Linked DNA regions of Homo sapiens: region 2 is linked to region 1. The links are chromatin loops, found by intact Hi-C in ENCODE. Cell type or tissue: CD14-positive monocyte. All regions are shown on one strand. Each heading gives the region's core, and the rest is flanking DNA. Links, peaks and the distances in the headings are about the cores only.

Region 1 (12,268 bases), core at 1,965-9,964:
TTCATATATTGAAATCCTAACCCCCAAGGCAATGGTATTAGGAAATGGGGCCTTTAGGGAAGTGATTAGGTCACAAGGGTGGAGCCCTCATGAATGGGATTAGTGCCCTCATAAAACAGACCCAAAGAAGCTCCTTGGCCCCTTTCACCATGTGAGATTACAACTAGAAGATGAATCCTCACCAGACACAGGATTTACCTTCATGTTGGACTTCCCAGCCTCTAGAACTATGAAAAATAAATTCCCATTGTTTATAAGCTACCTAGTTTCTGGAATTTTGTTATAGCAGCCTGAACTGACCAAGACAGCCCAGAATGGCCAAGGTGAGGAGGTTGCCACTGGAGGCTGATCAGAGGAGAATGATGCAGGGAAAGCAAGAGTCAGGGAATTTACCTGGACCAGGTGTTTAGCAGTAGTTTTGAAATTTGCTTTAGCAGTAGAAACATTTGGTCAAATGAAATCTAATGAAGACACTGCACAGGTATGAAGTAGATCAGACAGGAGTGGTAGAAGGAAGTGTAAAGCAGTGGATAAAGATGGGGCTGGGTGCAGTGGCTTACACCTGTAATCCCAGCACTTTGGGAGGCCGAGGTGGGTGGATCACAAGGTCAGGAGATGGAGACCATCCTGGCCAACATAGTGAAATCCCGTCTCTACTAAAAATACAAAAATTAGCTGGGCATGGTGGCATGTGCCTGTAATCCCAGCTACTTGGGAGGCTGAGGCAGGAGAATCACTTGAACCAGGGAGTCGGAGGTTGCAGTGAGCCGAAATGACACCACTGCACTCCAGCCTGGTGACAGAGTGAGACTCTGCCTCAAAAAAAAAAAAAAAAAAAGATGGGGCCCAGGGTTCAGGGTGATGCCCCACTGGTTGCTTTGCAGTGGTGGGATGGTCTGTAAGTTTAAACTTTTTTCAAACCTGTTTTTTTTCTAATTTACTATAACAAATTGTTATTTATTTTGTGATTTAAAAATCCAAAGCTATTTTTAAAACTAAAACAATCCATTGCTTCGTTTTTAGAATCAGTTCATAGGCTGTTCTCAGAAAAACTTGTCACATTCTTACTCTGGACCTCACATTTCTTTCCAGCACATCTTGCATGCTCTTTAGTAATTGTAGTTCAATTCACAGACGCACCCCCTGCCCCATGTTACCTCCCTAATCAGTCTGTAAACTGACTAAGGTCAGCTTGTCTTACTCCATGGCTCCTTCCTATTCATTAATAGGTATTCAATTAATGCCTGCTAGCTGAGGAAAGATCCCTCTGCTGAACTGGGGGGAAGCAGGGTTAGGAAACTTGTAGGTAGCCATTAAAACCCTGTTTGGAATGTGGCCTACACCTTGGGAACTTTTGCGTGTATCTGTTGACTTGTTTTTTTGTTGTTGTTTTTGGAGACAGAGTCTCGCTCTGTCGCCCAGGCTGGAGTGCAGTGGCGCGATCTTGGCTCACTGCAACCTCTACCTCCCAGGTGCAAGCAATTCTCCTGCCTCAGCTTCCTGAGTAGCTGGGACTACAGGCACATGCCACCACGCCCGGCTAATGTTTTTGTATTTTTAGTAGAGACGGGGTTTCACTGTGTTGCCCAGGCTGGTTTCAAACTTCTGAGCTCAGGCAATCCGCCCACCTCGGCCTCCCAAGGTGCTAGGATTACAGACGTGAGCCACCGAGCCCGGCCGACTTGTTTTTAAATCAATTACCAAATTCCCACTGCTATCTAAAATGACACAGCCACTGCTATCTATTGGGTCCTAGCCCAAAAGACTGTACCCAAGAGACTCTGCCACTCACACAGGAGAATGTAATCTTTAACTAATTAGGTTAGGATGCACAAAAAAGTGTGGGAGGCTGGACGCTAATATAGCTTAGACTTGAGGAAATGCCAGGGTGATGGGTAACTTGCTCCATGTGTTACTTGCAGGCTTCAGACCTGCCAGATGTGCATCTCATAGGCATTTCAAATCACACCATCACCTGCCCCTGCAAAGCTGTTTTGCTCTCTTACCCTCTCTCCTGCCCTGCTGTCTCTCTCTCTCTCTCTCTCTCTCTCTCACACACACACACCCCTTAGTGTTGTGCTTTCTTTTGTTAACTCTTTTAATCAGACTTTGATTTTCTAGATCTGTATGTTTCAATTAAATCCTAGTCTCTTTTGGACATTGAACTTGCAGAAGTTTTTTCCTGTATCTTCAGTTCTTGGTTCTTCTGATAAGTGCCTAAGGAGAAACAAATAAACAAACATGAACAAAGAGATAAACAGCAAAAACCACTCCCGGAGGCCTTCACATGGAACCCATTCATTATGTAACAACAAAAGGCCCCAAACAACTGCAGACCAGCATGACATATCGATGACTTATTCTTTTTAATATTAATGACAGTCTGAAGGAAGTTGTGGTGACAAGTCAGGGATTAATACTGCTATCTCTTTATGAATATCTGATCTATTAACACCACTGGGCTTAATGGGATTCATGAGTCTCAGTCACTGTCATGTCATTGCCCATATTGTGCAATCAGAGATCAGTTTTGCAATGGCTGATAAAAACAAAGGCCCAGAACCAAGGAGTTCCAGCAGAGAGGAAGGAAATGAAGCTTCCTGCTGGCTGAAGCTGCTCACCCAAAAGAAAGGGAATTAGATAAAGTGAAAGGTATTTCTCAGAGATGGGCCCAAAGCTGCTTCTGTTTCCTTGTGGCCTCAGGCTGGCTCTAGCTAGTAGGACACCATGACCCAGAGTAACTAAAGGGAATTATTGGCATCCTCCCACGAGCTCCTACCAGGCCAGTGCCAGAAACACTCATCTACTCCCTTATGGAAGATCACTGAGTCATGAGATCTGTGGTTTGTCTGATTCTCCACTTCCCGAAGCCAGCCAAGGCTAACCGACCTGGGATTCTGAGAGACTGTCCAGGTGAGCTCGGGTGCTTCAGTAGCAACTGGCCTTCTGGGTGTGCCCCAGAGCAATTCTGAGTCCAGAGATCGTTTCTGGCACCACCCTCAGCTCTCTCAGGGTTCTGGGAACCCAGTGATCAGAGGCTGGCTGGCTGTGAGATGTTCTTTCTCTTACCCTGTGGTGGGCTCCACATTGCAGTCACTTCATGCCTGCTGCTAAAAACCTAGGCCAGGCTTATTACCTTTCATCCAGACCAGAACTGAAAGCAGTTTCCATCTCCTGGGCCAATTCCAACTAATTGGTAGTGGCTGCCCGAGCACTGTGTAGAGAAAGATTTTGAGTTCAGCAGCAGAGTGTGGTTGTCCATTGGTGACGATTGCCAGAGGCACAGGTGGGTCACTGCAACTTGCATTCTGTGTGTTTACTAATTCTGATCTGGACCATTACATCAGCCTGCTAAGTGGTGCACTTACCTCTATTTCCTTCCAGAAAAAAAGATTAATCTTCCAGAAGCATTCTTTGATAAGAGCCTTATCAAAAAAAATTTCAACTCCACTCCACTTTAGCAACTCAGACCTGTTCTACATTTGTGATCAATCCTTCTCTCTCTCTCTAGCATATATATACACACATATGTAATTATATATACACATACAATTCTATATAATTATATATGTATGTATATGTATACATGTGTGTGTCTTCTGTGACTCTTGCCAGCAACCTCAACCCACTTTCCCCTTCCTTTTGCTATGTCAGTCTTGCAAACCTTTCTCTGTGAATCAGTTTTCTCTGTGAATCATTTTCCCTCTTTCTTCCTACTCAAGGACTCCTGAAGGAGGCTAGAGGAATACACACTCTTGTGGTTTGGGTTCTACACAACCTGGGGCCTCTGACCTCGGCTGGGTTCTTAGCACAGTGACCCCTCACAGGCCCCTGGTCAGCATCCTTTCCTCCTGTTCTGTTTCTCTCTCATCTTAAACCCTCACTGCTGTGTTGCTGTCCCCTCCCCAACCATGACCACCTTTCTCTTGGCAGACCACCAAGGCTCCTGTCTTAGTCATAGTCTATATTTTATCATAGAATTATAGAATTCTGTAGTCATGCAGGTGCATGGCTACACCATGCCTGGCTAATTTTATGTAGTTTTAGTAGAGATGGGGTTTTGCCATGTTGGCAAATTCTATAATTCTATAATAAATTGTAGAATTTATTCTATAATAATAATTTATATTTATTAATTAAATATTTATAATAATTATAATTCTATAATAAATTCTATAATTTATTATAGAATTATGGTGTTCTATAATAAAACACCATAGACTGGGTAGCTTAAAAACAGACATTTATTTCTCACAGTTCTGGAAGCTGGGAAGTTCAAGATCAAGGTGCCAGCAGATTTGATTCCTAGTGAGGACCCATTCCTGCTTGCAGATGGCCTTCTTCTCACTGTGTCCTCACCTGGCAGAGCAAGAGAGGGCTCTGGTTTCTTCTTCTTATAAGGGCACCAATCTCCTTATGAGGGCTCCACCCTGATGACCTCCCAAAGGCTCCACCTTGCAATGTCTCACACTGTGGATTAATTAAGGCTTCAGCATAAGAATTTTGGTAGTTGGGCTGGTGTTCACAAACATTCAATCTATAGCAGCTTCTATTTCACAAACTCCCTGAATTCTCATCCTCAGAGCTGCAGGCTCTTCTGCAGCCACCTCACCTTCCAAGCCCTCTCCTGTATTTTCAAAGAAAAGCTGAATTCTCACCAGCCCAGAGCCCTCACTGGTGCTCTAGCTCCAGTCTCTCATGAGCCTTTGCTGTCTCCATTATTCCTTTTTTCTTCTTCTCTGCATTTCTGGACCCTCCCTTGCAGTATGGGAACATGGTCAGTAATCTTCCTTTAAAATAAAATGCTCTCTTCTCCTTCACAGCTGAGCTCCTGCAGTTGATTCCCTCATGACCCCGTCCACTTACCTGCCTTCTCTGTCCATTTTGCAACAGGCAATATCACTTTTCCTAGCTTTCTTAACACCAGGCCTTCTGGATTCTCCTCTTTGCCCTTTGATTAGTCCTCTTCTACCTCTATCCTTTATTTTAAAATTTTTTTTGAGATGGAGTCTTGCTCTGTTGCCCAGGCTGGAGTTCAATGATGCAATCTCAACTCACTGCAGCCTCCATCTCCCAGGTTCAAGTGTTCCTCCTGCCTCAGCCTCCTGAGTAGCTGTGGCTACAGGCGCATGGCTACACCATGCCTGGCTAATTTTATGTAGTTTCAGTAGAGATGGGGTTTTGCCATGTTGGCCAGGCTGGTCTCAAACTCCTGACCTCAGATGATCCGCCTGCCTCAGCTTCCCAAAGTGCTGGGATTACAGGCATGAGCCACTGCGCCTGGCCAACCTCTATCCGTTAAATGATGGAGTGGCCTAGAGATTTGAAACTGGATCTATTCCAATGCCAAAGGCTGATTCCGTAAACATGTTGGTATGCCCCAGTCCTTTCCAAGCTGTTTCCTTGTGAGGCGTGAAGGTAGGCTCTGGAAGGTGGGCTGCTGGCACACCTGGGGATGAGGAGGATAGAGAAACAAAATGATTACCAACAGGGGGAAAAGTATGAAAAACATTCACATTCCACAGATTCCTCATCTGCTCTGCTGCTCCTGTGGCATCCCCCTTTAGCCCTGTCTAAAGAATGCAAAAAATGTAAATTTCCTGTTTGAATAAGATGTCTGTATTTTAACTGCAAGTATTGTCATGAAGAGGGCACCCAAATGCTTCCTTACAATGAGGGCAGCAGCCAGAACTCACCTGCCTGCCCAGCTTAGGGACCTGGCCCATCCAAGAGACCACCAGGACTTTGCTCCAAAGAGGGTCTGAGGAGAAGAAAGGCTTTTCTCCAAGTCCTGGACTCACACAAAGGGGAAGAAAAAATGAAAGACTGCTCTTCAACTCCTTTATGAGATGGAAAAGGCACCCCAAGTGGGAGGGGTTGGGCTCAGGGTCTCCAAAAGGGTTTGAGAATTGACCCTGGACCCTTTCCAGTTGGTTTGGTTGGGACTGGTCTTGGGTTTATCAGAAAGAGCTGTAGATCTGAAAGGGTCTGCGGGGGAGGCCTGCCTCAGCACGGGGCCAGAAAACTCAGACCCCAGGCAGGAACAGCCCGAGCAGCCTCTCATGGACTCTGGTGAAAGCTGGCATTCTGGGAAGCCAGGTAGTGCCTGAAATCAAATACCTCTTTGTAACCTGGGCCCTCGATTTCTTTCCCTATGGCCTGCGAGGCTAGGAAATAAGTTGCCCTTGGAAACCGAAGCCCAGAGGTAAACAACTGAGAAGCTCACCAACCAGTTGGAGAAGTTTCACTTCCTCTGCAGAATGTGGGTTTTGGAATAATAATGCTCTGCTTTATAAATTGCATTCCAGTTTTGAGAGCCCAGTGACTGTAACCATTCATTTCCATAGACAATTAGTCTCTCACAGTCCTTCTCCAGCCAGGGAGGCTCTGGTGTCTGGCCCACACCAGCTCTGGGGTGATCATGGACGAGGCTGTGCCACCATGAGGCGTGACCCAGTATGTGAAAATATAATCAGACCTACCATTTGAGAAACCAGGGTGATAATTTCCTAAAGTGCTTAGTCACCTTTAGCCACTGATTGCTTCCTCTGTGATTGGGCCCAGTGTGAATCTAAGATCTATTGGTTACATGAACTTGGCATCTGGTTGGTGCTCCGTGTACCTCATAATTTCCTTTCCCTCCCTTCCCCTTCCTTCCTCCCTTCCTTCCTTCCTTCCTTCTTTCTTTCTCCTTTCTTTCTTCCTTTCTTTCTCTTTCTTTCTTTCTTTCCTTTCTTTCTTTCTTTCTTTCTTTCTTTCTTTCTCTTTCTTTCCTTTTTCCTTCCTTCCTTCCTTCTTTCTTTCTTCCTTTCTTTCTCTCTCTCTCTCTTTCTTTCTTTCTTTCTCTTTCTTTCCTTTTTCCTTCCTTCCTTCCTTCTTTCTTTCCCTCCCTCCCCCCCTTTTTTTCTTCCTTTTACCCTTTCTTTCTTTCTGAAAAAGCCTCGGGAAATAAGATTTCACCTGTTTTTATGGATCAGCAGTAGCGGCTCACCTTGCAGTTTTCACAGCATGAATACTGAGGAGTTTTCTTTTTCCACACTTGGTGTTACAGATTCTTCCAATATTTAGCCTGTGGGAAGAATCCTCACTTTCCGGCACTTCTCAGCCTCCAGTGGAGTTACACAGTACAAAAAGAAATGGAAAGACAGGTGTCTGGGAGAGTCTCCCACCAAAAATGAATCTAACCCAATTCCAGATGCTTGACTCCATTTGGAATGGGACTTTCTTATTGTTTTTCCCTTTGTCTTTGAGATTGGTTTTCATTACTCATTGCTTCCCTAAGTGGATGAAAACTGAAAACATTTTAATTGGGGACAGTAATATTCCAACAATTAGGAATTTAACTGATGTTTTTGGAAATTCAACGTACTGGCAAGAAAAAAATATTTTGCTCAAATTTTTCATATGTTGATCCAGGAAAGCAGAGAAAGCCATTTGTGTTCCAAATAAAAGATGCTCAAATATGGTCAAATAGTGAACTATTACCCGGTTCTATTCTTTTACTTCCTACAGAATATGGGGACCTTTGCAGGTGTCGCCACGAAGCTGATACTTTTTATTACAAACATAGCCCTATGGCACTCTTACTTTCCTCATTAACTCTTGTTGAGTGCTTTGAGATAGAAAAATTATTCATTCTTTTCAACAGTAGAGCCTCCAAAAAGAATGATTTTAAGGAGTTACTCATGTCCATTATTAACAGCACAGCCAGAATATATGTGATGCATTACCACACACTCTTCATTAGTGAATATAAAGACATCAAATAGGATTTAATTTGCCTGCTACAAAGTTAGGGAAACAAATTAAAATCTCCACTTTATTTGAAACATCTAATTAATTTATCAGCTACTTGCCTCATCACTTGAACACAAGTAAATAAAATTGCCTCTTATAGAAACTATATGGTTTTTGTCATGTTACTTTGTATATTATTTTCAAAAAAATTATCCTAGCCAATAGATTTGCAGTTCTTTGTTACTTTGTATGTTATTTTCAAAAAATTATCTTAGCCAATAGATTTGCAGTTCTTTTTTCAGTTTTTTATTGTTGTTTTTGAAACTTGGAATGTACAACTGAGAATTAAAGTGTGCTTCAAATTGTACAGGTCATTTACCTTAAAAACCAGACACTATCTGTGTCCACTTTAAAAATTGTTCACTATCTGCCTGGATCTAAGGATTCAGTCCTGACTGAACTTTTTATCTCAACTCAGCTCTATATTATTGCATAGAATCTAGATTTCATGTCCCAAATTCCAGAAAGGAACAGTGTAGGGGAAGAAAACAACTTGATGTATATCCACTGCCCTAAATGGTCAAAGGCAAACTCACATTGATATAATCATCTCGTGAATGTTTAAAATCTGCCTGGTTCAATTCTTTCCAATTCCTGGAACATTCACAAATGCAAAATTAAAAAAAAAAGTCTTATCCTTCCCAGAGGGCTTTTAGCCTTTTTTATATATGTGTATATATATAAAATATATATAATTACATATGTATAATTATAATATATATTATATATTATAATATATATAATATACAACATTATATATATATGGCTAAAAGCCCTCTGGGAACTGTAGAGGACTCCGGTCATAGCCAAAATATTTGGGGGATGTGGGGATATATAATTATACATATATGATTATATATATTATATATATATATATAGAGAGAGATTATTTTGAAGAATTGGCTCACACGATTGTGCAGACTAGCAAGTTCAAAATCTGTAGGGCAGGCTGGAGACCCAGGGAAATCTTGATGTTGCAGCCTTGATTCCAAAGGCAGAGTCAGGAGGCAGATTCTTTCCTTCTCAGAGGATCTCAGTCTTTTCTCTTACTGCCTTCAACAATTTGAATGAGGCCACCATCCAAGACGATTATGAAGGGTCATCTGCTTTACTCAAAGTCTACTTATTTAAATGTTTATCACATCTAAAAAAAATACCTTCACAGCAATATCTAAACTAATTTTTGATCAGATATCTGGGCACCATGGCCTGGCCAGGTTGACACATAAAATTTACCATCACAACCAGTAATTAAACTCCATAAGGGTGAGATTGGTGGGGGGTGTTGTTTGTTTGTTTGTTGGTTTTACTGTTGTATGTCCACAATTGCACTTAAGTCTGGCACATACGTGGAGTTATCTTGTTGGTGTCTCTACCCACAGTGAGGCCCTCTTTGCCTTGGTCTAGGTTTTTTATGTTCTCATCAACAGCTTTCTTTCATGCCTGATTTTGTTCTTACGATCCATTTCTCAAGATTATTTCTCATGCATTGTATAGGTTTACAAAAGCTTCACTCTCCCTCAACCCCACCATCCAAATAACCTACAGGCCTAACTAGTAAAGTGCTTTGGGAAGAGTTCACATGCTTTTTGTATCATCATTACACCTACTGTGGGACTCACTAAACATTTATTGGTGAATTAACTTGTTGACTCCTCCTTTTATCTTATCCTTGCGTTTCCTTTATGTAAAGCCAGATTAAGACCGTTAGGGGCCCTAAAGCCCCACATAATTTAAAATAAAATAATTACTCAATCTTAAGTTTGAGAAACTCTTGTAAGTTAGTTTTCTCCAATGATGACTGTTTCGAAGCTTTGTTTGAGATATCAAACTCTTTCTAAAATTTATTTCTTGCAGGGGAGAGGGAGAGGTTGGCATTTGCTTTGCTGGTGGCTGAATCCCAGGCTTATTCTGCGTTGTGTGTGATCTCATAGTGCCTTCCCTCCGTGGTGGCAGGGGGTCATGGGAAAGCTGGGTAGCAGCTTAGCCCACCTGCTTATGGTAGCCACAGCCTTGACATTCCTAGGAGGCCAGCCAGGCAGTTGCCATGTCCTTGCCATGCTCCCAAACAGCCCAGATGGCCAGTTGCACAGCCTGTGCCCCTTCACAAGTGGTGGGCAACTTCTTCTAATTGCAACTTTGGAACCACAGCTGCACAAGTGCAGCTCACATCCTCACATCTCTTCTATACAAAGTGGAATATTATTTGTATAGCAGTCAACATAGTTAAGAGATTAAGGAGTAGATCAAGTAGCATCTGGGACCCTCTGTATCCATGGGTTCCTCATCAATAGATTCAATCCACCAAGGATAGAAAATATTTGGAAAAAAAGGAAATTCCACAAAGTTCCAAAAAGCAAAACTTAAATTTGCCATGCACTGAGTACTACATTGAACCCACATGAATGAAGTGTTGTGTAGGCATTGTATTAGGTGTTATAAGTAATCTAGAGATGATTTAAAATATACAGGAGGATGTGTGTAGGTTACATGCAAATACCGCACCATTATATATAAGAGACTTCAGCGTCTTGGGACTTTGGTATCCAAGGGGGGATCCTGGAACCAACTGCCTATGGATACTGAGGGACCACTATACTTTAATCTAACAAGCCCTAGAAGCAAAAATGGGGATTGAAGAAGTAGCTAATAAGAGAAAAGGCAGTAGTTACTGGGATTTATTTACAATCACAATCGACTCTTTTCAAGGTCCACTTTGCCTTGAATGCTTTAAGTTCTAAGGGGCAATATTAAGTTTATTTGGGTTACAAGAACATTATGTAACCAGGTGACAAGGATCAGGCAATTCTGGTTTCAGGTTTTGCCCAGTCTCCCCTACCCTGCTTGCCGGATAAGTGAAATGTACAGATAAGACTGGTCTTATATTCTTATGTCAAGAACACAAGAAAATATGTAGGAATGAATCAGTCATAAGTATTCCGTGAGTTCTTAAGGAAATAGAAGTTCTGATCAGATGATTAGTAGCTTTATTACTTCTCCTCCAAGGAAATGAGTTGAACTAATTTTTAAATTAGTGGATAATAGGCTGGCCTCCTAGGAATGTCAAGGCTGTGGCTACCATAAGCAGGTGGGCTAAGCTGCTACCCAGCTTTCCCATGACCCCCTGCCACCACGGAGGGAAGGCACTATGAGATCACACACAACGCAGAATAAGCCTGGGATTCAGCCACCAGCAAAGCAAATGCCAACCTCTCCCTCTCCCCTGCAAGAAATAAATTTTAGAAAGAGTTTGATATCTCAAACAAAGCATCGAAATAGTCATCATTGGAGAAAACTAACTTACAAGAGTTTCTTAAAGTTATGATTGAGTAATTATTTTATTTTAAATTATGTGGGGCTTTAGGGCCCCTAAAGGACTTAATCTGGCTTTACATATACATAAAATTCTCTGGAGAACTCTAACTAATAGAGTGGGAGAGGTGGGCATTGAACAAATGGGGTGGGATAATACAGTATTTCTGAATGTTTACTGATGTCCTAGTTTCCTGTTATTTCTCCCCTTTGCCCATCCCTCAGGCCAAGCTGCTTGGCACTCGGTGCCCATTGCTTTAAGGTTGATGTAACAGAAAGAAATGAATCTTCCTAGCTCTGGTCCCTAAAAGGCTAAAAGCCCCCTGGGAACTGTATAGGACTCCAGTCATAGCCAAAATATTTGGGGGATGTGGGGATTGAGGAGAGCAGGGTCTCCCCTGGACTAGAAAATATCCCCCAGGCCTGTGGAAGGAGAGGTAGAGGGGACAGGAGGAGACCAGAGATGTCATCTGTCCTGAGGTCCAGTGGGGAGTGGGGTTGGGAAATAGCTGTGCAGTGGGTCTGAACAAACTGTTCTTACACAGCCAGGCAGAGTCCTGGCTCCCAAGTGAGACATGAAAGCCGCAAGGAGATTGCCCACCATTTGTGAAGGGGCACAGACACCAGGAACTCATCTGAGTGGTGATCTATGTGCCTCAATGACCTACAATTATGAGAATAAAAGATGTCTCATTGGACACCCTTGTGGACAGGTGACGGAAGACTGACAGGCCTTCACCAGCCTAATGACCTGGCACAACTTAACTGTCGAGGAACGCCAGAGAAGGAAAGAAACTCCAAGTTGGCTGAGATACGTTTCTACCACTCCATAGAATGGGAACTCAATGCTTTAGAGAAAAATATAGGCCTTAGTCACCTAAATTGTGACAAGTAGCCTGCAAGAGAGGGAAGGCTTTGAGGAACTGAAAGATGGCCATAAGAGTTTAATCCAGTGAGCAAGGGGAAGGCAGCCCAGGTGAGGTTGGAAGGACAGGCAGGGGCCAGATCACACAGGACTCTGTAGTGCGGGCCAGGGGATTTGTATTTAAGTGACATGGGAAGCTGTTTCAGAATTTTTAAGCAGTTCCTGTTCTTTAAAGTTCACATTAATTCTTGCATGGGGTTGGGGGGTGTCCTGAGCAAAGGTTAGGAGTGCAGT
Region 2 (10,133 bases), core at 2,134-10,133, 140 kb before region 1:
CTGAGTACCTAGGAGAGAACCTTCGTTTTCATGGTTCTTTATGAATTTCTTGGTCCAAAAGCACAGTTTGCTTAAGACATTAAAAAACTAGCTATCAACAAATTTCATTACTAAAGCTAATAGGAAAATTAATAATAAGATATTATATTAAATTTGTTAAAGTAGTGCCAAATTTTAAATTTTGATATATTCTTAAAGCTCTCAGGGGTCAAAAAGTTCTAGCAATTCATATATATATATACACACATATATATATACACACATAGGTTCAGGTCAATGCCCTGGGGGTAGGGACCTCTGACTTATAATACCTAATAAAATGTAAGTGCTATGAAAATAGTTGTTATACTGTACTTTTTAGTTGTATTTATTGTTGTATTGTTATTTTTTATTATATTTGTTTTCCAAATATTTTTGATCCATGCTTGGTTCAATCCTCAGATGCAGATTCCATGGATACAGAAGGCCAACTGTACTCGAGAAACAAAGGCAGAAACGACAGGATCCTAACCGGCATGTAGAGAGTGAAATAGTAATCTCTCTCTTTTTTTTTTTTTTAAATTGAGACGGAGTCTCACTCCATTGCCCAGGCTAGAGTGCAGTGGTGCCATCTTGGCTCACTGCAACCTCCACCTCCCAGGTTCAAGCAATTCTCCTGCCTCGGCCTCAGGAGTAGCTCAGATTACAGGCACACACCACCACGCCCAATTAATGTTTGTATTTTTAGTAGAGATGGGGTTTCACCATGTTGGCCAGGCTGGTCTCGAACTCCTGACCTCAAATGATCCACCCACCTTGGCCTCCCAAAGTGCTGGGGTTACAGGCATGAGCCACTGCACCCAGCCAGAAACAGTAATCTCTACCAGTATTGTAGGAGGCAGAACAGATATGGAAAGAAAACAGAGGTCTTTTTCACTATGGTAAGTTTGAAGAATTTTAGTTAATATGTCTAATAAGCAGTTGAAAATTTAAATTGGCTCACAGAGAAAGGTACTGAATTGGCAACAGATCTTTCCCCCTCCTTTTTCTCTTTCCACTAGACCAAGTCAGGATGCCAGTAGAAATAATAAAAATAGCTTCCAATTCTTGAGTACCTACTTTATGCTTGACATCGTGCTGAGAACTTTATATATTATCTCTATTCCTTTCAACAACCTTACCAGGAAGATACAGGTTGAGCATTCCTAATCTGAAAATCTGAAATCCAAAATGCTACAACACCTGAAACTTTTCAAGTGCTAACACAACTCTCAAAGGAAATGCTCTTCCAAGTATAATGCAAATATTCCACGATCTGAAAAAATCTGAAATCCAAAACACCTTTTGCCCCAAGCATTTTGGATAAGGGATTTAATAAGTCCCGGTGAGGCTTGTTCTCAGAACCTTGAGATTAAGTAAACTGAGTCAACTGTCCAAGGCAAAAGAGCTACCAATTAGTGGGGGAGGCATCTGAATAAAGTTTTCTTCTTATTAAAGACTCTATTATACTACCTTAGCTTTAACTTGAATGACCACCTATGTCAAGTTCATTCTGGAAAGGGAAAAACAACAAAATTAATGGAGCTCTCAGACTGAGAAAATAGGGAATAAGTCTAGGAATATGTGGTTTCAAAAAGTACAAATTTAATAGTGATACGAAAGAGCTGGAGAAAAAGAAGTGGAGTTATAGTTTAAAGACCCTTTAAACCAGAAGGAGCCTTGGAAATGGCATAGTACTTTTATAAGTAAAGTGTGGTCCATGGCCTATAGCAGTAGCACACCCAGAAGCCTGCTAAAAATGAAGAATCTCAAGCCCCAGCCATACTTACTGAATTAGCATATGCATTATAATATGATCCTTAGGTAATTTGTATAATACATTAATGAAAAACACTGGTCTGATACCATTACAATAGATGAAGACACTAACCAGGTTAAAAAAACAGTTTGCAAAGCTAGAACTCAGGCCTCTTTATTTCTTGGTCTAGAATTCCTATGTCTTCATCATGTGCCCTCCAGACAAATACATCACTTCGAATTTCACTAACCTGAGGTCTGTGCCATAAACATTTAGAACTTAAAATGAGTTTCCATCAAATTAGCACTAAACATTGTTATTTGTTACCATTTCATTTGGAATTTTAAGTACCCCCATGAGTTTTCTTCAATCATTTGTTTTAACATCACTAAATGAAACATAAACATGCTATCCCTGACTACAAAGAATTCTTAAGCTCATACAGTGAGTTTCAACCCTGAGCACTCAATGTGAAGAGACAGTATAGATAGAAGAGAGAGACTTTCTATAGGCAAATTATTTAAAGTCATAGAATCCTGGAGCTGGAAGAGACCCAATATAGCTGAGATGACAAAGAGATTTCATCAGAATGGCAATTATATATATAGTTTCTGACAGTGCTGTATAAAAAAGTTACCTGAAACTGGTTTGGGATACAGATACCGATACAGATACAGCTACTAGCTGTATCTGCCATGGGTTGGTTCCAAAGAGGGTGTGAGTGATGGAGTTACTGACCTTGTAAAGATAAGGAAACTCAAGCTCAAAGAGGTTAAATGAAATATATAAGGTCACATATTGAGAAGATAAACCAGAACTCCAGGTCCCCTAACTTCTGATATAGTGGTTTTTATCCTGTATCATATTGCCTCTCCTCTCTATTTATTCAATAAAAAATACAAAATCCTTTTCATGTAATAGATAATAAAAACCAAACCAATTAGAAATTAACTGGGAATAAACACCTCAGATGGTTTTATGGGCATTATAGGATTTATAATCCTATAATAAGGACATACATGGAAGTATGTTAAAAGATTTAAAATGAAGCCCACAACCTATAGATTTTATCATTGTGAGCAATGAATGATCTCTGACTCAGACTGCTTTCTGACATTCTTACTTCATGTAGAGTTTTTCCATATGACAATTCTTCTTTAGAGTTTATCCATGATGACTCAGGGTACCTAGATGGTATGAAGGAGCCTTCAATTTAAGGAGTAGGAGGAAAATGAGGGGGCCTACTGAATCATTAGCAGCCTACTCAGTTCTGAAACTCAGCAAATCCTTTTGGAAGCCATTTTAAAGTCAGCTTTAGGAGACAAATTCTGGCTAAAGCCTTAAAGACTGGTCCTTAAGAGCTGAACTATATGCAACTAAATCAACACGTTATTTCTAAAAGAGACACAACCAAAAGGCTTTAGCAAAATCTGATCTTCTTTTTGTTGAATAAATGTCAGTGATGAATTTTTAAAAATGTCTGCTCTCAATGAAGTTACAGATCTGCTCAAAGTTTAAGAGCCCCTCCTCAAAATTCATCCTAGTTCCTTTGGAGAACAGACAGGGCTAGTTCAGAAACTGAATCATCCTATTTTAAATGAAAGTAACAGTAAAGCAGTAAGTATATTTAAAAAGCTTTTTGATACATAAGGTATGTCTATAGGACCGGTTTCTAATTAGAAGCAGCCGCTACTTTACAAAAGATACGTATTTAACACATTTTCTCATGAATGATAAACTTAGTTTTGTAATTTGGATGTTTTGATCCTTTGATGGTAAATTTAAAGAATGACAGTGAGAACAATTCAAAGAAAAATCCATCATGCTAACTGTAGTCTAAATTAAAGCCAATCAGCTTTTAGTGCTTCCAGTACATGCAGTTCATTAAATCTGAAATAAACCCAGAGGAACATGAAATACTACGGATAGTATCTGCCAAGAACCAGGAATTCAACATTAAAGTTTTGAAAAACCAACAAAGCACTTTCAATTGTTTTCACTTATTGTTAAAAAATAAAATTAAACTGTGCCTTCTAAAGATTAAGCCAAATGATATGTTGAGCACTACAATGAGTTACTAGAAAAATATCAGGGCCAGTCACTTCATAATTCATTCTTGTGGAAGGAAGAAGTTATAACCTTCTTTACCACATTACTTATCTTTTTATCTTTTCCTCTTGACTGTCAAAGAGATGCTCAACAGAAGTACAGTTTTCCCCTAAGGTCATATATGGTTAGTATTACAGTAATGATGAGGTCCCCAATTGTTTGACATTTTTAGAAAAGACAACAAACATCAAGAGCTGAAAATAGTTTTTGAAATTCCACTAGGCTGTTAATTTTACTATCAAACTTTGCTAGTTTAGGTATGTAGGTTCTGGATGGATGCAGGATTAACTCAATGAGTTTGAGTTTAAACTCAAACTGTTTCCTACTGTTTCCTACATTATTGAGTTAAAAAAGTATTGCATCCTACAGGTCATGTAGTTATCTCTTAGTGTCTGATGAGAGATCTCCACCAAGGCACACACCAGAAATAGGCAAGGAAAGTTTAAAAAGATTAAGTATGGCACAAATAGGAAAAGTATTGTACTTGCCATCCACAGGTTACTACTTTATAACCTTAATTCATTCCAAGTCTACTTTATAAGTATAAAAATGGCAGACAAACATAGAAAACGCTGTTGAAGAGCAATAGGCATGACTAAAGCTGGCAAAGGATGATAAAGAGAGCTATTGGCAGAGTAATGAATAGATGAAAGTGAGACAGGCAGGAAATTACAAGTATCTTGCAATGCACAAGCTGAGAAGAATAACCTTGAACCTGTTGCTGTAAAAATCTACAAAGCTTAATAGATTGAATTTTCAAATAATCTCTCAATTATTGTTACTCATTATTATTTCCAAAATTAAGTATAGATTTTATCATGGTCATAAGGTTTAAGTCAACATGAAATGTAAGATGCACTTTTGCAAAGCAATAACTTCTCTTCAAATGCAAGGTGTATTATTACTTCTATTCTCTACTTAATTTACACATCTGAGCCTTAGCTCATTAGGTCATAGACACTTAAGCACATCCAAGTTCAGAGAATTATCCATACTTATATTTACTATTTTGTGAGATCCAATTTCTTCCTTTCCTTCCTTCTCTTGCTGCCTTCCCTCTCTTTCTCTTCCGTCAGAAGTTATTCATTTATTCCACAAAAATGGAAATGAAAAACAGATTCATGATCTTACCAGCAAATCAACAGCCTGAATGAAAGCTTTCTAAAATAAGTTACACTTCAGTATGGTCATCATCATAGAAGTTCAAAGATCTTTATGAAAAACCACTGCCACTTTTTTTTTTTAGATGAATCAAAGGTTTTAAAAGACTTTCAGAGTTAATGGAAAGCCCAGGAATTAAATATGGGCTCAGTTGTTCCATGTTAACAAACTAGTGTTTAAAATACGTTAAATAATCTAGTCTAGCAGCTCAGCCCTGATAGTATGTGCAGTATATGGTAAGAGAGTCTGGCTATCTATACATACACATGCATACATACATCTACACACACTAAAGGGACAAAAACTCTGAGTGAATTAAAGAACTAGATTCCTAACAATTTACTGAAAAATGTTTAAAATAGGAAGCTTTGTTAAAGTATTCCTTACACAGTTATATACTTATATTCTTAGTGGTCACTATGTAATTAACTACATAATAAAAGTTCATAAGTTCTACTTCATGGCATTACATTTTAAATGATTGGTTAAAAATACAAATGAGGCTGGGCGCGGCGGCTCACGCCTGTAATTCCAGCACTCTGGGAGGCTGAGGCAGTGGATCACGAGGTCAGGAGATCAAGCCCATCCTTGCCAACATGGTGAAACCCTGTCTCTACTAAAATACAAACATTTAGCTGGGCGTAGTGGTGTGCGCCTATAATCCCAGCTACTTGGGAGGCTGAGGCAGGGGAATCACTTGAACTCAGGAGGTGGAGGTTGCAGTGAGCCGAGATTGTGCCACTGCACTCCAACCTGGTGACAGAGCAAGGCTCTGTCTCAAAAACAAAACAAAACAAATGAAAACGTTGTGCTCCCCCACCATTGGACATAAATAACAAGAAAAAGAATGGCTTTCTTTACTCAATATTATCAGGAGAGTAAAAATCACTGAAATGTTTAGTTTCTCAGGTTGGAAAAACTGTACCTCTAAAGAATGAACTAGTATAGTAATTGTTCAAAATTAGTAATCCTACATGTATATTGTCCTGAGAGTAGATTTTTACAATCCATATTTATTGAGGTTTTTGGGGGCATTTAAACATTTAGATGAGATCCAATTTTTCCTATGCCTTTTTTAATAAAAACAGTTCTTATGGTAAATCAGAATGTTCTCAAAACAACTACTAATCTGAGAAATGAAGCATGAATATAAGAAGACTTAAGAACCAGATTCATCTCTTAACACTAACATGTGTTAGTCTTTTAGTTCCTTCCCCAAGTGTATGCCATAGCGACAAGACTTAAACAATTTCACTGTGTTTTAAATACCATCCCTTTAGTCTTGAATGCAGAATATAAATGAAATTTACCTGAAATTACTGTTTTGATACTTAGTATTAAGAATTGTATATGATCTTGTATGTGTGTGTGTGTGTGCGCATTTTGTGAGACCTTAAAATATCCAAATTAGTATGGTGCCTTCCATACTAGTCACTCTCAGAGGTTATATACCCTTATTCCAAATGATGCTACAATTATCCACAACATTATTAAAATTCCTTTTTAGTCTATGGGTGGATCTGACTTTTACAAACAATAACTGCCTTCTCAGACTGGATCTGATTTTTAGAAATAGCCTCAAGTTACTTCCCATTTTCTTTCTGTCAAGATCCTCTGTGAGTCATATCTGATAAATAACATGAAATATCACGTGGCCAATCACCCCTTTTTTCCTTAAAAACAAGGAGCAAATACAAAGTAATGAGCTATTTTCACGTGTGGCTCTTAAACTGGCTTAGACGACAAAAAAAATTTTTTTTTCTAAAAATATTGAGTAATGCTAGTATTGTTAAGTGTATAGCTTCCATGGTGACTACTCTAAAGTATAAGACTTATTTTAGATAAGTGTATAAAATATTTTTCCTTTAAAGATGGATAACCAGCCCTACACAATTTAGTCTTCTCTAACCTTCCTTTCCCATGCTGATGCTGATTTTATGTACTCACGCTCACCCTGATCTAGTTACGCTAGTTTTTTTTGTTTTGTTTTGTTTTTTTTAGACAGGATCTGGTTATGCTGCTCAGACTGGTCTGGAACTCCTGGGCTCAAATGATCCTCCCACCTCAGCTTCTTGAGTAGCTGGCACTACAGGTGCAAGCCACTATGCCTGGCTCACACCCTTGTCTTCTTGTAGTTTCTTGCAGTTGTAGGCACGCTCCCATCTCAGGGCCACTGCACTTACTATTCCCTCTGTGTATAATGTCTTGCTCCAAGGAGACCTGCAAGGCTTGCTGTGCTACCTCCTTCAGGTCATTACTCACTTTAACTATTTATCATCTTCTCAATGAAGTCTTTTCTCACTACCCTTTAAAACTGCATCTTGGCCAGGTGTGGTGGCTCCCACCTGTAATCCCAGCACTTTGGGAGGCGGAGGTAGGTGATCACCTGAGGTCAGGAGTTTCAGACCGGTCCGGCCAACATGGTGAAACCCTGTCTCTACTAAAAATACAAAACTCTACTGGGCGTGGTGGCGTGTGCCTGTAATCCCAGCTACTCAGGAGGCTGAGGTAGGAGAACCACTTGAACCCAGGAAACAGAATTTGCAGTGACCTGAGATCGCCCCACTGCACTCCAGCCTGGGTGATGAGAGCAGAACTCCATCTCAAAAACAAAAAACAAGAAACAAAAAGCAAAAAACTGCATCCTCCTCCGAACCTCATACACATATCCCATTTATTCTCCCTTCCCCTTCCCTGCTTTATTTTCCTGTTTGTGTGTAAAACTGTTTATTAGGGGAAATTTCAAACATACACAAAAATAAAGAGGAAGTAAGAAACCTCATGTATCCATATAGCATCTACCTTCAGCAATTTTCAATATATGGCCAATCTTGTTTCATCTATGTTCCTCTCCCTTTCAATATTTTGAAGTAAAAACCCACACATCACATTTTAAGTTGTAAACACTTCATTATACATCTCTAAAAGAACACTTAAAAAGTACATTCTCACACCTGAAAAAATGGACAAATCCTTTTCATTAAATATCCAGAGTCTAAATTTCCCCAATTTTGAATAAATGTCTTTTTACAGTTAGTTTGCTCAAAGCAGGATAGAACTAAGCTTCATACATTGCATTTGGTGGAAAAGCCTCTTAAGTCTCTTTTAATCTTATAGTTCTCCCTCCCTATTTCTTGCTATTAATTTTTTGAATAAATCAGGTCATTTTTCTTTTATTTATTTTTTAACTTCTATTGTTTTGAGGCAGGGTCTCGCTCTGTTGCCCAGGCTGGAGTGCAGTGGTGCAATCATGGTTCACTGCAGCCTCAATCTCCCAGGCTTAAGTGATCTTCCCACCTCAGCTTCCCGAGTAGTTGGGACCACGTCCAGTTAATTTTTTAAGAAACTTCTTTGTAGAGACAAGGTCTCACCACGTTGCCCAGGCTGGTCTTGAACTCCTGGACAAGAGGGATCTTCCCACCTCAGCCTCTCAAGGTGCTAGGATTACAGGTGTCAGCAACTGCGCCCAGCCATTTTTCTTAAAACGCAATGTATTTTATTTATTTTATGGTTTGTGTCTTATTACTAGAATGTAAACACCATGAAAGCAGAGATTTTAGTCTATGAGGTATCAGCATCTAGACCTGTGACATGTAAACGGCATCAATAAACACTGAATGTATTTGGCATCCATGCCAAAAGTCCACCGCTCACCAACAGCAGAAATTGCTAATCACAGTACTCTTTCCTGCTAAGTTTGAACAAGGACTCCCAGTTTTCTAAACACAGCACTCTAGGCAGCCACCACTAAACAATCAGATTTGGTACCCCAAACGAAATTTATTTGCTGTCCCTGCTTTAGCCCCCTTCAAAAGTGTACTATCCCTAAAACAGATTTCATTGCACCTTGTATGTTGAAATTTTAGCATGATAAATTACTGACTGTGTTTCTTGTCAACTACATTTAAACATTTCTTAGCTTATTTTAGACAGCTTAGGGGAAAAAGAAAACTGTAGCCAAAAAAATAATAGAAAAAGAAACTGCAGAAGATGGTGGGAAACCGCGGGTATTACATATTTTTAGAATTAGCAACATCCCAAGAGGCTCATTATAAAATAAAAATTAGCAACAAATTTTCTGAAAAGGAAGTAAATTACATGTGTGTTGAATTAATTTTTTTAAAAACTACATGAAGATTAACTGGAGGATGAAGACAGATGTCAGGATTTTCCCATTTATAGGCATCAGCAACACATTCTATTTTTCTGCAACTGGTATTTTGAGGTGTAAAGGTATTACAGGGGCGATACAAGAGTACTATGTAGAACCCCATTTCTCTGAAGTGGAGTTTATGTGGCAAAAAGAATCTAAAACATCTAGTACAACATTCCGAAAAATTGTCAATTCTTCTTAAGAGTCATTTACAATTCATTTCTGTTAAACTACCAGATGAAGCTCTCTTTCTCTAGGCTTATTTCTGAAGGTAGGTAAGCTAACTGAAAGACTCCAATCAGATGTTTATGTTTTGATTACTTTTTTCTATCAAAAAAGAAAAAAATTAGAAATTCCCTGACATCCATTCAAGAAACACTGTGCTTTCTCTTTATTACCTGTAAATTCATTAAACAACAAAAAGTATTTAGGACCTACTAAACATAGTATGTTAGGCAGTTATTTTCAGCCTTTGAAGGAAAAATAGAAGTGATCTACTCAAGACAACATGCAAAAAAAAAAAACAAACAAACAAAAAAAAACCTAGGGGCAGAACTTGAAATCATATCCAGATCTTTCAATGACCAATAATTCTTGTCTTGAGGTTCCCACACATTAGTCTAGGGAAATATTCTATGGCACAGGTCACACTTAAAACTAAGAAAATATAATAAGCACTTCCCCTCCCCCACTACCACAAGTGTAAAAAAATCTCCAAGAACCCAAATCCCTTGAAAGAATGACTTCTATTTACTTTGCCTGTGTAATATATTCAGAGGGAATCTGGAAAAGATGGCTAGAAATCTATAAACAGAAAGTGCTAAGTGGAATTCACTGTTTATAGACTTCAACTAGAATTTTGTCCCTTATATATAAATGCTGCCAACAATCTTTACATTGTATTATTTAAAAACATCTTCATCAGGTTTTCTT

Evidence for each region. Peaks named below come from ENCODE experiments on the same cell type or tissue, not always from the same donor. Only the 100,000 strongest peaks of a DNase experiment are listed, where the experiment ranks them.
Region 2: it touches region 1 in a loop (2.1-fold over the local background); 16 of 110 quality-filtered maps call a loop at or near these places.

The regions. Positions count from the first base shown.
Region 1 is chr2:64,271,135-64,283,402 of GRCh38, forward strand. No RefSeq gene overlaps it. Among named protein-coding and RNA genes, the nearest start is that of MIR4433A, 63 kb to the right of the region's middle. RefSeq lists an enhancer at 986-1,602. In CD14-positive monocyte, for the core only: a CTCF peak has its summit at 6,416; DNase peaks (open chromatin) are centred at 2,527, 3,677 and 6,347; H3K4me3 peaks cover 5,321 bases; H3K27ac peaks cover 5,517 bases.
Region 2 is chr2:64,131,076-64,141,208 of GRCh38, forward strand. The region is part of intron 1 of PELI1 (pellino E3 ubiquitin protein ligase 1); the gene reads right to left. Among named protein-coding and RNA genes, the nearest start is that of PELI1, 8.3 kb to the right of the region's middle. In CD14-positive monocyte, for the core only: no CTCF peak of the experiment used is centred there; a DNase peak (open chromatin) is centred at 6,706; H3K4me3 peaks cover 2,515 bases; H3K27ac peaks cover 2,015 bases.